Linked DNA regions of Homo sapiens: all the other regions are linked to region 1. Evidence: read pairs that join two places in POLR2A ChIA-PET (ENCODE). Cell type or tissue: GM12878. All regions are shown on one strand. Region 1 overlaps POLK (DNA polymerase kappa). Region 2 overlaps CERT1 (ceramide transporter 1). Region 3 overlaps POLK (DNA polymerase kappa).

Region 1 (4,000 bases):
TAGGAAAATGAAGAAAAATAGAATCATCCAATGTTTTGATATGTTTGAGGCTAGTCTTTTCTAACAACAAGAAAAGGCCGCTTTAAACAGACAACTTCCTCAGCTTCAATGCCATCCAAACTCTTTGTTAGTTAGACCTTAGGAAAATAACTGCTATAAAATTACTTTGTTCAGGGACTCTGCAGACTCTTAAGCTCAGAGATTTAACAATCACATTTTGTTTATATGTGATATTCCACATGTTTAACTCAGAAAACCCACTGGTATTTTTAAAATTTTCTGATTTTACATTTTTATAAAGGTACATATCTATCCCTTCTACCTATGCAGGCTAATAAATTAATTGGATTAATTCAAAGAGTTGTGGGTTTTTTTTTTTCACTGCTTCTTGGTTTGATAGTCTTAATAAGTTGCTTACCATTTTCTACAGAGCTTCCCATTTTGATGAAATACCTTCTTTTATCCTCAGGCCAATTTTGTCTTTCTTCTAAGTGCTTTGTTATATTCAAGTAGGCTTCATCAAGACTCATGGCCATAAAATTGGGATCATAATCAGCAAGTATTTCCTTAACCTTCAAAGGAAACAAAAAAAAGTTTAAATTTTGCTGTGATAGCAAACTTCTTCTGTCATATGTAGCTGATAAGAAATGTTAATATTCTTAGTTTGCAACTACAGTAACAATCCTGCAGTCAATAGTTCATGGATTTAAGGAATAAATAATCCACTACCAGGGAATATTTTCAAAATTTCCTTTTGTATTAAAATAGACCATGAAGGCAGAAGACCATAAAATAGCTTCATTTGATACAATCTCTATTTAGCTACCTATATCTAGTTATAATAAGCAATTCAAATAAATCTCAGAAAACATTATCTGGTAGGCCCATACAAAAAAATGGTTAAGGTTTTAGGTAGCTCGTCAGAAGCTGAAGTGGGAATGATAGGATTCTATTCCCTCCTGCCTTTTGTGATTTATTGTTTTTGGTTCATTTTAAAAAGGAATAATCTTATATAAAGGTACTATGTTGCTTTAGAAAATATTCCAATTAATTATAACATGCACATAAAAGTCCACTTAACATTAATTAATGCATTAATCCATACAGGAAAAGGAATGTTTTCTATTTCCTATTACTTATTAAGATCTGGAATGGAAAAAAATGACAATCTATAGTGTACTCCATGATTACCTTAAATGATGGGGAAAAGTCTGGAGTAACATCTTAGGATAAAAGAAATACATATAAAGATTAGAATTATAGTGGCTTTTAATTCAGAAATGCCTTTTATATAACATAGTGTTACTACATAAAACTATGACTTTTTTTTCTAACCACTTAAGTATTAGCTATAATTAGAGGCAATGGTTGTCAAAATAATATGCATATTTTCCAGCTTGGGTGACAGAGTGAGACCCTGCCTCAAAAAAAATTTATATTAGAAAACATATTTGCTGAATTACGTTAAGCTTCCATTTAGCTTTTAAAACTGTCTACTGTATCATGAGAAAACTGTTTCTTCTTTTATAAAAACAAAGGTTTTTAGCTTAATATAATTATGAACAGCTGAGTCAAAGGGAATTTTAGAAAATGGTGATATAAACTTGGCCAAGTTTTACTCAGAGAGTGCCTTAATTAGCTTTGTTCTTGTTATAATGTGCTCAAATAGAATCTTTCCAATGAAAATGAAACTCTGTGAAGTCTGTAACTGGCAGCCAACTAAGATTCTGAATGAGAAGTACTCCCTAGAGACACTGTTGAGTATTTATTAACTTCCTTTACATAGGATATTGCTGTAAGAATTAAAAGAGACGTTCCAGTAAAAATCAAGCACTTAAAGCTCCAATATTTTGGATAAAACAAAAATGGCTAACTGGGCATGATGGCTCATGCCTGTAATCCCAGCACTTTGGGAGGCCTGGGCAGGATAATTTTTTGAGGCCAGGAGTTTAAGCCTAGCCTGAGCAACATAGGAAAACCCTATCTCTGCAAAAAAATTTTAAAATTAGGTGGGTGTGGTGATGCATGCCTGTCAATCTAGCTACTCAGGAGGCTGAGGCCAGAGGATTGCTTAACTCAAGAGTTTAAGGTTATAGTGAGGTATGATCGAGTCACGGCACTCCAGCCTGGGCTATGGGGTGAGACCCTGTGTCAAAAAAAACGGGAGGGCTTTTTCTTAAATTTTCTAACCAAGTCATGAATATTTATGTATCCATAGGCAGTGATGAATTTGTTCTACAGTTCATTTACACAGAAGAACTCATTTGTTATCTGCATATAAACTAGCTAGATCCGGCTCAAATTTGAAGAGTTCTCTGACTTACATAAATAACCAGACTAAAATAACTAAAAACACTTTGGTTTTCACTGGCATACTGCCAGAAGTTTTGCTGAGTTAAAGTACGACTTTAAAAAATACCTTTTCTTACTAAACTTTTGTAGGATTTTTAAAACTTCTTAAAAGGCTATATTTATGATTAGTATTTTATCTCTTTTTAATTAGGAATACAATGAAAGAGATAAGCAGTAACCAAATGTAAGTGTGCTCCCCTCTCCTCCACCACCTTTTCAGAGGTATGCAAAAAGCACTTGCTGTCACAGACTGCCTTGGACAGAAAAAAAACAAACAAACCTGTGTTTAAACTTGGAATAGTGTCACTTCTAGGGAAAATGAGGTGGAATACAAATAAGAGGGGTGAATTTAAAGACCCCTGGTATAACTAAAGAGTAATAAGTATTAGGTCACAGTTTTTTTAAGTGTTTCCATTCAGGCAGCAGTCTTAAACACATTTTACTATAGCAGTCTAAAAGTATTTGATGTAGTAGTCTAAAATTTTAATTCAAAAATTAAATTCCAGCACTGCATGATAGACCAGTTGTCATAAAAAATAGAAAAAATGGCGGTTTTCACATATGACAGTTTGGCAATTTTAGTAAATAATCAAATCTACTTCAAAGATCCTTTTTGAAGCAATGGATTACTCCCTTTTCAATTATCAGTCTCTTAGACAGCAAATGATTATGGGGCAAGTAAAGTAGGCTAATCAAAATACATGAATTTTGTCACTGTTTAACAACATTAATAAGTAATTATTCAGACAATAGGTTGAAATTAATGATGAGTAGATTCTGTAAGTTATAAATAAAATGTGGTTCTAGAAAAAATGTATATTGTACATTAAGAAAAAATAGCTAAATTTAATTTTATATTATCATTAAGGCAGTTCAAAGTTTGAGGAAATGGGAAGTTTTCTAAGCAAATGAAAACTGCATGGAAAGGCAAAGAATTGGGAAAAAGAATGATGTATTCTGGATGCTATATGCAGCTCAGTATTCAATATACAAGCTGAAGAAGTGATAGGAGGCTCAACTGAAAGGATAAGCTAAGACCAAATCCTACGTGCTAAGGCACTTGGACTTGAGATTCTGTAGGTGACAGGAACTCAGTGAAAGCCTAAAGTAGGGGTGAGACATTAACTTACCTCTTTACTCACAGCTCGGTATTTGTCAAAGTTGGGGGGCACTATTATAAGTTGTGGGCACAGCCTCTTAGCAATAAATCCTGGCATGGCTGCACGAACACCAAATCTCCTTGCATGGTAATTTGAAGTAGACTGAAAGAAAATTGACCACATGGAAAAAAATACACAAACCTAAATGGACATATTGATCAATGCATTCATAAGAAACACATTAATATGTGCATTTTCAATTCAAGGACATTTCATTTATAGGCCAGTTTTTTGTTTTTGTTTTTGTTGTTTTCCAAAAATAGAATGTATTAAGCATTGTTTTTTATTAATGACTCAAGGTCATCATTCTATCATATATTTTTTTAATTATACTTTAAGTTTTAAGGTACATGTGCACAACGTGCAAGTTAGTTACATATGTATACATGTGCCATGTTGGTGTGCTGCACCCATTAACTCGTCATTTAATATTAGGTATATCTCCTAATGCTATCCCTCCCCCTTCCCCCCACCACACAACAATCCCC
Region 2 (4,000 bases), 69 kb after region 1:
TGTTAAATGGGGAAGAGTGAGGGAACATTATGAGAGCAGAGAAAAGACAAAAAACTTGTCTTCCAGGTGTCATGATACAGCTAATACTTACTGAGTAAAGGGTCCTGAAGCTGATACAGTTTGTTCAGTCTCTTATAAGAACTAATATTAAGTTATGGATACATAATTGCTGGGGCTTCTCCTCTAACATTGAAAGAGTTCTATTCTAGTGAGAAATGCTGAAGGTTAAGCTTCATTAGCTATGTATAACTCTTCCTCAGATTCAGAAAATACTATGTCCAGGCACTGTTCTAAGTCTATTCTTGTTTAAACTTAACTCTAAGAGAATTTGACAAAGAAAAAAAGAACACAAAGAGAATAAGTAACTTGACCACTGTCACAAAGTTTAGCCTTATGAAGTGTGGTAATTGTAAATGAGGTAGGATTAATCCATGAAGGGTCTTGAATGCCCTAAACAATTTGTATGACAGTCAGTGGGAAGTTGTCCATGTAAGTTTTGGAGCTAGAGACTCAATACGATCAATGTAAGAAAAGTAGGCAAATATGCTTAGTAAGTAAATAAGCTTGTGTAAATTATGAAAAAAACAGAAGATACTAGAGAAAAAATTATTAAGTCTCCTAAGGAATACAGGAACTGGATAATTTGATTGGAATAGTTGAAAATGAGAAGAGGAGGCAAATTTAAGGGTTTACTATGAAGGAAAGATGAGCAGCTTTTGGTAATGGGCTATAAATATTGAGAAGGAACACTTAGGTATTGAGTATCTTCTGTGACTATGCTAGGCATTTTCATTATTTTATTCGGCCGTCAGTCAACAGGCAAAGAAACTGAAGTTTACAAAAGTAACTTGTCAAAACTCTCTTCACATGAGTTATAAAATAGTTGAGCCTATTTTATCCTATATCCACTAATCTGTTTGTATATCTAATACACTAACTCTGAGCAGAAGTAGCAGTCTCCCCAAGGAAGTAGGAAAATAGGAAGGAAGTATACTTTATAGGAAGGTGAATTCAGTTTTATTGGTAACTATCATTTATTTCAAGCCCGTGTCTAAGTGGTGGTACATCTCAAGCAGTTAGAAATAAGGAAATGGTGATTGGGAGCCACTAGAATGAGTTAAATGTTGGCTTGGGTGAGTTCTCAGAGAGTGGTTGTAATGATGGGGCTTAGAAAAATTAAGAACTGGCTAGGGATGGTGGCTCACCTGTAGTCCCAGCACTTTGGGAGACCAAGGAAGACAGATCGCTTGAGCCCAGGAGTTTGAGACGAGCCTTGGCACCATAGCGAAACCTCATTTCTACAAAAAATTAGCCAGATGTGGGGGTGCACACCTGTAGTCTCAATCACTTGGGAGGCTGAGGTGGGAGGATTGAGCCCAGGAGATTGCGGTAAACTGAGATGGTGCCACTGCACTCCATCCTGGGTGACAGAGCGAGACCCTGTCTCAAGAAAATACTAAATAAAAGAAAATTTAAGAAGTGAATCAATCTCAAAAATGCTTAATTAGAGAACAGAAAAATAAAAGATTTCTCAGTGGATATAGAGCCTGAGCCAATGCAGTATATTTTGGCAATCCATTTTTAATTAGTTTTTGGAATTGGCAGATAGTTTTTGAGATTTTTCTATACTTAACACCCCAGAGCATAGATAAAAACATGCAAAAATAAGTATTCCTGTAAAGGTTACATTTCTGCCTTTTCCAGTTTATTGTGATCTTCACTTTGCAGCAAGACTTTAGCAACACAGAAACTCTTAAGGTATTGAAGACAATCCAATATGTTTTTGAAAAGCAATTTTATTTTTGTTTTATTACTCTTGAGTTTGAAAAATGCATGTTCAGAGGAACTTGGAAAATGTATTGGCCATTTTTAATATTATTCAGTTCTGTAGAGGAAAAGTTAAAGTTGATGCCAGCTTACTAAAGATTATTATTTTTATTTTGATATAGTTACAGCTGTTATAAATTTTCATATAGGAATAACAACAAAAGTAGAGTTTAGCAATAATTGACTTTATACTTCCGTTGATTTAGAAGGCTTCATGCAGTCTTTGGTGTCAGAATGAGAGACTACATACATAACTGAACATACTTCTCTGTTGAATATGTTAATTATGACAAGGACCAAAACAAATATCATGAAGGTACTTAGGAGAGGATGAAAGCATACGAAGAATAAACAATAATTTTAACCAAAATCTGGCTTTCGTTTTATTCTTCAAATGTTAGAAGAAAATGTTATATTTTATTTCTTACAGATTTATTTATAATATTGTAAAAATTACTGAAAATCATTATGCAATCTAGAAAATCTCAACTTTTCACTTTTTGTAATCATTTTACTGTTTATGCTTAGAATTAAGTTGGACTTTTCACGTTTTGGTTTTAAAATTAGATTGCTGTTTCACAAAGTTTGGATTTCTAAAATACTTCTATTTTTTGTTTTCTTCTCTCTTCCCTTCCCCTTCCCACTCCCAGTGGACAAACTACATTCATGGGTGGCAGGATCGTTGGGTAGTTTTGAAAAATAATGCTCTGAGTTACTACAAATCTGAAGATGAAACAGAGTATGGCTGCAGAGGATCCATCTGTCTTAGCAAGGCTGTCATCACAGTAAGTTCCTTTTCTTCTTCATTCAACAAATATTTATTGAGTGTCAGCTACATACCAGGAACTGTTCTACGTGTTCAGGATACATCCGTGGATAAGATAAAGATCCTTGTCCTTGTAGAATATACATTCTAATACTTTTTTCCATAAAGTGATTTTACTGTGGTTTTTACTACATATTGTTATTTTGCATAGACATGTAGTTTTTATCTGGTGGGTATATCAAACCAGTTTAAGGGCTTCAGGAAAAAAAAATGTTTGAAGCCTTTTTATTTGTTGAGGCTGGGACAGTTACTTTGTAGGTTACTGAATATTTAAAAATAATACATCTTGTAAGTAACATTCTAAAATTTTAACTTAAAAATATAAATGTAAATTCATTTTTAAACTTTTTAACATTGAGCTAATGCCATCTCTTTGTGGAGTTGGGAGAAGCTGTTCTCATGTTCCTCACACATGATTTGCTATTTACAGTTTTGATTTCTCTAATGTGGAATAAAAGCCTGAAGATAACTTTTGAAAAACTCTAAGTATAGGCTCCTTCTAACTTTTTATGATTTCCCCTTATATTTTGCAGTTACATCACTTTTCTCCAATTCAACACCCTTTAAAAGAATAACTCACCTTCGTTGAGTCATTCTACTTAGTTTACATTTTGTTGTTCTTTTTTTGTTTTTTTGTTTTGTTTTGTTTTGTTTTTGAGACAGTCTTGCTCTGTCACCCAGGCTGGAGTGCAGTTCTGTGGTCTCAGCTCACTGCAACCTCGACCTCCCAGGTTCAAGCAATTCTTCTGCTTCAGCCTCCCAAGTAGCTGGGACTATAGCCACGTGCCATCACGCCCGGCTAATTTTTGTATTTTTAGTAGAAATGGGGTTTCACTGTGTTGGCCAGGCTGGTCTCAAACTCCTGACCTCAAGTGATCCACCCACCTCAGCCTCCCAAAGTGCTGGGATTACAGGCATGAGCCACCGCGCCTGGCCTACTTAGTTTACATTTAACTTAGTATATAGAAACAACTGTTCCTTTTTGCACTCGTAGTCATTAGACATGAATAATGTTTAAGATATGTAAGAACTATAACAAGTAAACTGGCATAAACAGGTTTGGGAACAACCAACTGACTTGTTAAGCATGTAACCCAACTAGTGAGAACAGAAGTACCTGATAATACAAAAAATAGCATACTGGTTAAGAATGGTCAGCATGCCATGGGCCAAAAAAAAAAAAAAAAAAGTGTTGGCTAAGGCCAGACAGTTAAATAGAGGTCAGTTAAGGGAGCTGTTGTAGTTAAAATCTGAAAATGGGTACGTTAAAACAAAAATACAGAGTTTACTAACTCACTCAAAGAGAAGTCACATTTTGTGATAGAATTTATTTGGCTTATAAAAGTG
Region 3 (4,000 bases), 54 kb after region 1:
CATATTAGTCATTGATCCCCTTGACTTTACTTTGGTCCTTGATAATTCTCTTAGATTGCAATTTACACAGTATGGTTCTACTATGAACTGATTTCTACAGTGCGATCTACATGACAGACATACCTTTCTTATGTGGAAACCTGAAAAATGATTTTAATACTTTAGGTATTTCTAACTAAAATGACATTCAGATATCCCAATGGATAGGTGTTTACTAAATACATCATATATAATATTTTCTATTTTTAAATGCAAAAAATTTTACTAGATTGGACAAAGATAAATCAACTAGCAGTATATTATGATGTGCTTTGACCTTTAAGATAAAGAGTATCTTATTTAGGCAAATTATTCTTATTTTGTAATGAATTACAACAGCTAACCCTGAGACAGGGGAAGGAAATATAAATCAGCTCAGCTTTGGTTGTAAAATAAAATTGAAGAACGTAGTTACATTAGTCATTATATACCACCAGTGTCTTTTATCTTTGAGTTTCTTCTTTGAGCAAATTTATTTGTAAACATTAATATTTTATATCTTATTTTCTTAGAAGTCTTCCAAAGAAAAAAGGATTCTTTTTTTTTAACAGAATAAAACTGATTCTATCCTACAATTACTATATGAATGTATTCATCCTCTTTATAAATTTAAGATGCATAATAGAATCTTAGGGATCCTGTTTTTCCTATGCTCTGTATTTTAGTATTGCATCATCCTAGGGTTTATTTAATCATTACTCATGAATTATTTCTTAGGAGATATGCTAAAAATAAAATAATTTAAAAATAAAATGGAATCACCTAAAAAGATGATCCAGTAGGAAAAGAAATCATTTTTATATCATACTTCAGCTTTCAAAATGTTTTCCGCAGTATAACATCTTTGAAAGCAGAAAAGCATAGAAACCTCATTTTTGCAGTCTTCTTTTTAGTGGCTTTTATTAACACCATTAAGAGTTCTGAAACCGGTTTTGGGTTCCAAAATAGTAAGTAGAAGTAAGCTGGCTTCATTCCCTCACTAGAGAAAACCAAAAACAAATATATGGTGCTGAGATTATTGCTAGTAATAGCCCAGAACTCAAATATGTAGATCAAATGGTTCCAAGGGACACAAAAAAGTGAAAAAGACTCCAAGCAGACAGAAAAAGAATCAGAATTCAATATCTATGACACCCCTCCCCACAACCTGCCTGACACCAAGTATGTGGAAAATTTCCCTGACTCACAGTGTCTAAACTGGAAAAAGTGAGACTGAAGTAGACAACCAGTTTCCCCCACCATCTTGGGGTCCTGACAGAAGACCTGTCCCTGACCCAATCCATGGGAAGCATCATGAGTACACAAAGGGAGAAACAGCCCTGAGGACACTCAGAGACAGATGGGGAAGGCAGGACTACCATTCCCAGTCTTGGAAACTCTGCTCTTTAACTTAGTCAAAGGAGACACCAAATCAGAGTACTTGTTCGGCAGGACCACTAGGTAGGAGGTACGTTCCACAGGTCCCCTGGGCACAAACCCCTAGCCAGCCTTTCTACACTGCTGAGATATCACCTTTGGGACCTCCCCAATTCCTAACAGGCAACACTCTGATCCTTTACTAGGGCAGAGGCAAAGCTGGAATTAAGCCTCCATCTAGTGCCAAAAAAGAGGCAGAGTGACCTAGCAGAAAAAAAAAAAGAAATTCAACAGGTAAGTTACAAAGAATCTCTAAGCAAACATGTCCAATAAAAACCAAACTAGTCAGAGAAGACTAAAATAAATAAATAATGTTTCAATGCAAAGACATAGATGTACATCCAAAAGAAACAACAGCAAACCATTATCTCCTCAAATGGACAAAGCAAGGAACCAGTGACTAACCCTAACGAGAGAGTGATATGTGAGCTCTTGGACCATGAATACAAAATAGTGATTTTATGGAAACTCAGTGACATCCCAAATAACACAAAAAATCAATCTAGAAATGTATCAGAGAAAATTAACAGAGTTTGAAACAATAAAAAATCAAACAAATCTTGGTGGAACTGAGAAATACGTTTGCTGAACTAAAAAATTCATTAGAGGCTCTCAACAACATAGTGGATCAAGCAGAAAAAAACAATCAGTAAGCTAGAAGGCAGGCTATTTTAAAACACATAGATGAGGAAAAAAAATAATAAAAAGGAATGAAGATTGCCTAGAAGATATAGAAAATCACCTCAAAAGACTAAATCTAAGAATTACTGGTATTCAAGGAGCTGAGCAAGAGCAGGAGTAGAAAGTTTATTCAAAAAAATAAAGCTTCCCAAAATCTAAGAAAAATATCAATATTCAGGCCAGAGAACACGAACAGATTTGACCTAAATAAAACTACCCCAAGGCATATAATAATCAAACTCTCAAATGTCAAGGACAAAGAGAGGCTCTTAACAGTAGCAAGTTAAAAAAAAGCAAATAACATATAAAGGAGCTTCAATTTGTTTGGCAACAGACTCCACAATGGGAACCAAATAAGCCAGGAGAGAGTGGGATGACATTTTCAAAGTGCTGAAAGAAACAACTGCCATTGAAGAATATTATATTCAGCAAACCCATCCTTCAACTACAAAAAAGGAAAGATAAAGTCTTTCCCAGACAAACAAGCACTGAGAAAATTCACCATCACCAGACTCATTTTACAAGAAACACTAAAGGGAGTTCTTCAATCTCAGAGAAAAAAAATGTGCAAAAAGAAAACATTTAAAGGTATAAAACTCATTGCTAGTCTATTACAGGCACTGTGGTTCATGCCTGTAATACTAGCTACTTGGAAAGCTAAGTCAGGAGGACTGCCTGAGGCCAGGAGTTTAAGACTATCCTGGGCAACATCATAAGACCTTATCTCTAAAAAAAATTTTTTTTCTAATTACCTGAGCATGGTGGCAAATGCCTGTAGTCCCAGATACTTGGGAGGCTAAGGTGGGAGAATCATTTGAGCCCAGGAGTTCGAGACTACAGTGAGCTATGATTATGCCACTGCACTCCAACCTCGGTGACAAGGCAAGACCCTGTCTCTGAAAACAAAAATAAAATAAATAAAATCCTCTGGTAAAGGTAAGTACATAGATAAACCCAGGATGCTCTAATACTATAATTGTTTTTGGTCCTCCCATAATTCTAGTATGAAGTCTAAAAGACAAACTTGTTAAAAACAATCGTAGCTACAGCAACCTGTTAAGAGACAGGCAATATAAAAATATGTAAGTTGAGACAATAAAAAGTCAAAATTTTAGGGGTGATAGAGTTAAAGTGTAGAAGTTTTTAAATTTCTTTGTTAGTTTCTATTTTTTTCTTTGCTATCTAAGATAAGTTGTCATTGTTTTAAAATAACTTGTCATAGCTCTAAAACTTTTTAATAAACCTCACGGTAACCACAGTGCAAAAACCTATAATAGATACACTAAAAATAAACAGCAATTAATTAAAACATACTATCAGAGAAAATCACTTAACCACAAAAGAACACAGAAAGGAAAAGAGAGGAGTACAAAACAACCACAAAACATGCAATAAAATGGCAATAATAAGTTCTTACTTACCAATAATAACACTGAATGTAAATGAACTCAAGTCTCCAATTAGAAGACACAGAGTAGATGACTGGATAAAGAAACAAGACCAAACCATACAATTCCCACAAGAAATCCACTTCACCTACACAGACACACATAACACTCTAAGTGAAGGGCTGGAAAAAGGTATTCCATGCAAGGGGAAACCAGAAAAGAGCAGGAGTAGCTAACATATCAGATAAAATACGACTATAAGTCAAAGACTCCAAAAAGTGAGCAAGAAGGTCACTATATTATGATAAACAGGTCAATTCAGCAAAAGGATATAACAATTAATATCTAAGCATCCAATACCAGAATACCCAAGTCTATAAAGCAAATATTGATAGACATAAAGGGAGAGATAGAGTGCAATATAATAATAGTAGGAGACTTCAACACCCTACTCTCAGGAAAGGACAAATCATACA

What was found. ChIA-PET counts read pairs that join two places held together with the same protein. Peaks named below come from ENCODE experiments on the same cell type or tissue, not always from the same donor. Only the 100,000 strongest peaks of a DNase experiment are listed, where the experiment ranks them.
Region 2: POLR2A ChIA-PET joins it to region 1 with 7 read pairs; 11 of 35 experiments call an interaction of 5 or more read pairs at or near these places.
Region 3: POLR2A ChIA-PET joins it to region 1 with 5 read pairs; 10 of 35 experiments call an interaction of 5 or more read pairs at or near these places.

What each region holds. Positions count from the first base shown.
Region 1 is chr5:75,573,352-75,577,351 of GRCh38, reverse strand. It overlaps POLK (DNA polymerase kappa), which reads right to left. Exons shown (of 15, transcript NM_016218.6): 5 at 3,483-3,614; 6 at 419-572. Among named protein-coding and RNA genes, the nearest start is that of ANKDD1B, 36 kb to the left of the region's middle. In GM12878, no CTCF peak of the experiment used is centred here; a DNase peak (open chromatin) is centred at 1,731; H3K4me3 peaks cover 1,108 bases; H3K27ac peaks cover 2,264 bases.
Region 2 is chr5:75,504,594-75,508,593 of GRCh38, reverse strand. It overlaps CERT1 (ceramide transporter 1), which reads left to right. Exons shown (of 17, transcript NM_001379029.1): 2 at 2,478-2,612. Among named protein-coding and RNA genes, the nearest start is that of CERT1, 5.0 kb to the left of the region's middle. In GM12878, no CTCF peak of the experiment used is centred here; no DNase peak of the experiment used is centred here; H3K4me3 peaks cover 628 bases.
Region 3 is chr5:75,519,446-75,523,445 of GRCh38, reverse strand. The region is part of intron 1 of POLK (DNA polymerase kappa); the gene reads right to left. Among named protein-coding and RNA genes, the nearest start is that of POLK, 9.6 kb to the right of the region's middle. In GM12878, no CTCF peak of the experiment used is centred here; no DNase peak of the experiment used is centred here; H3K4me3 peaks cover 1,303 bases; H3K27ac peaks cover 900 bases.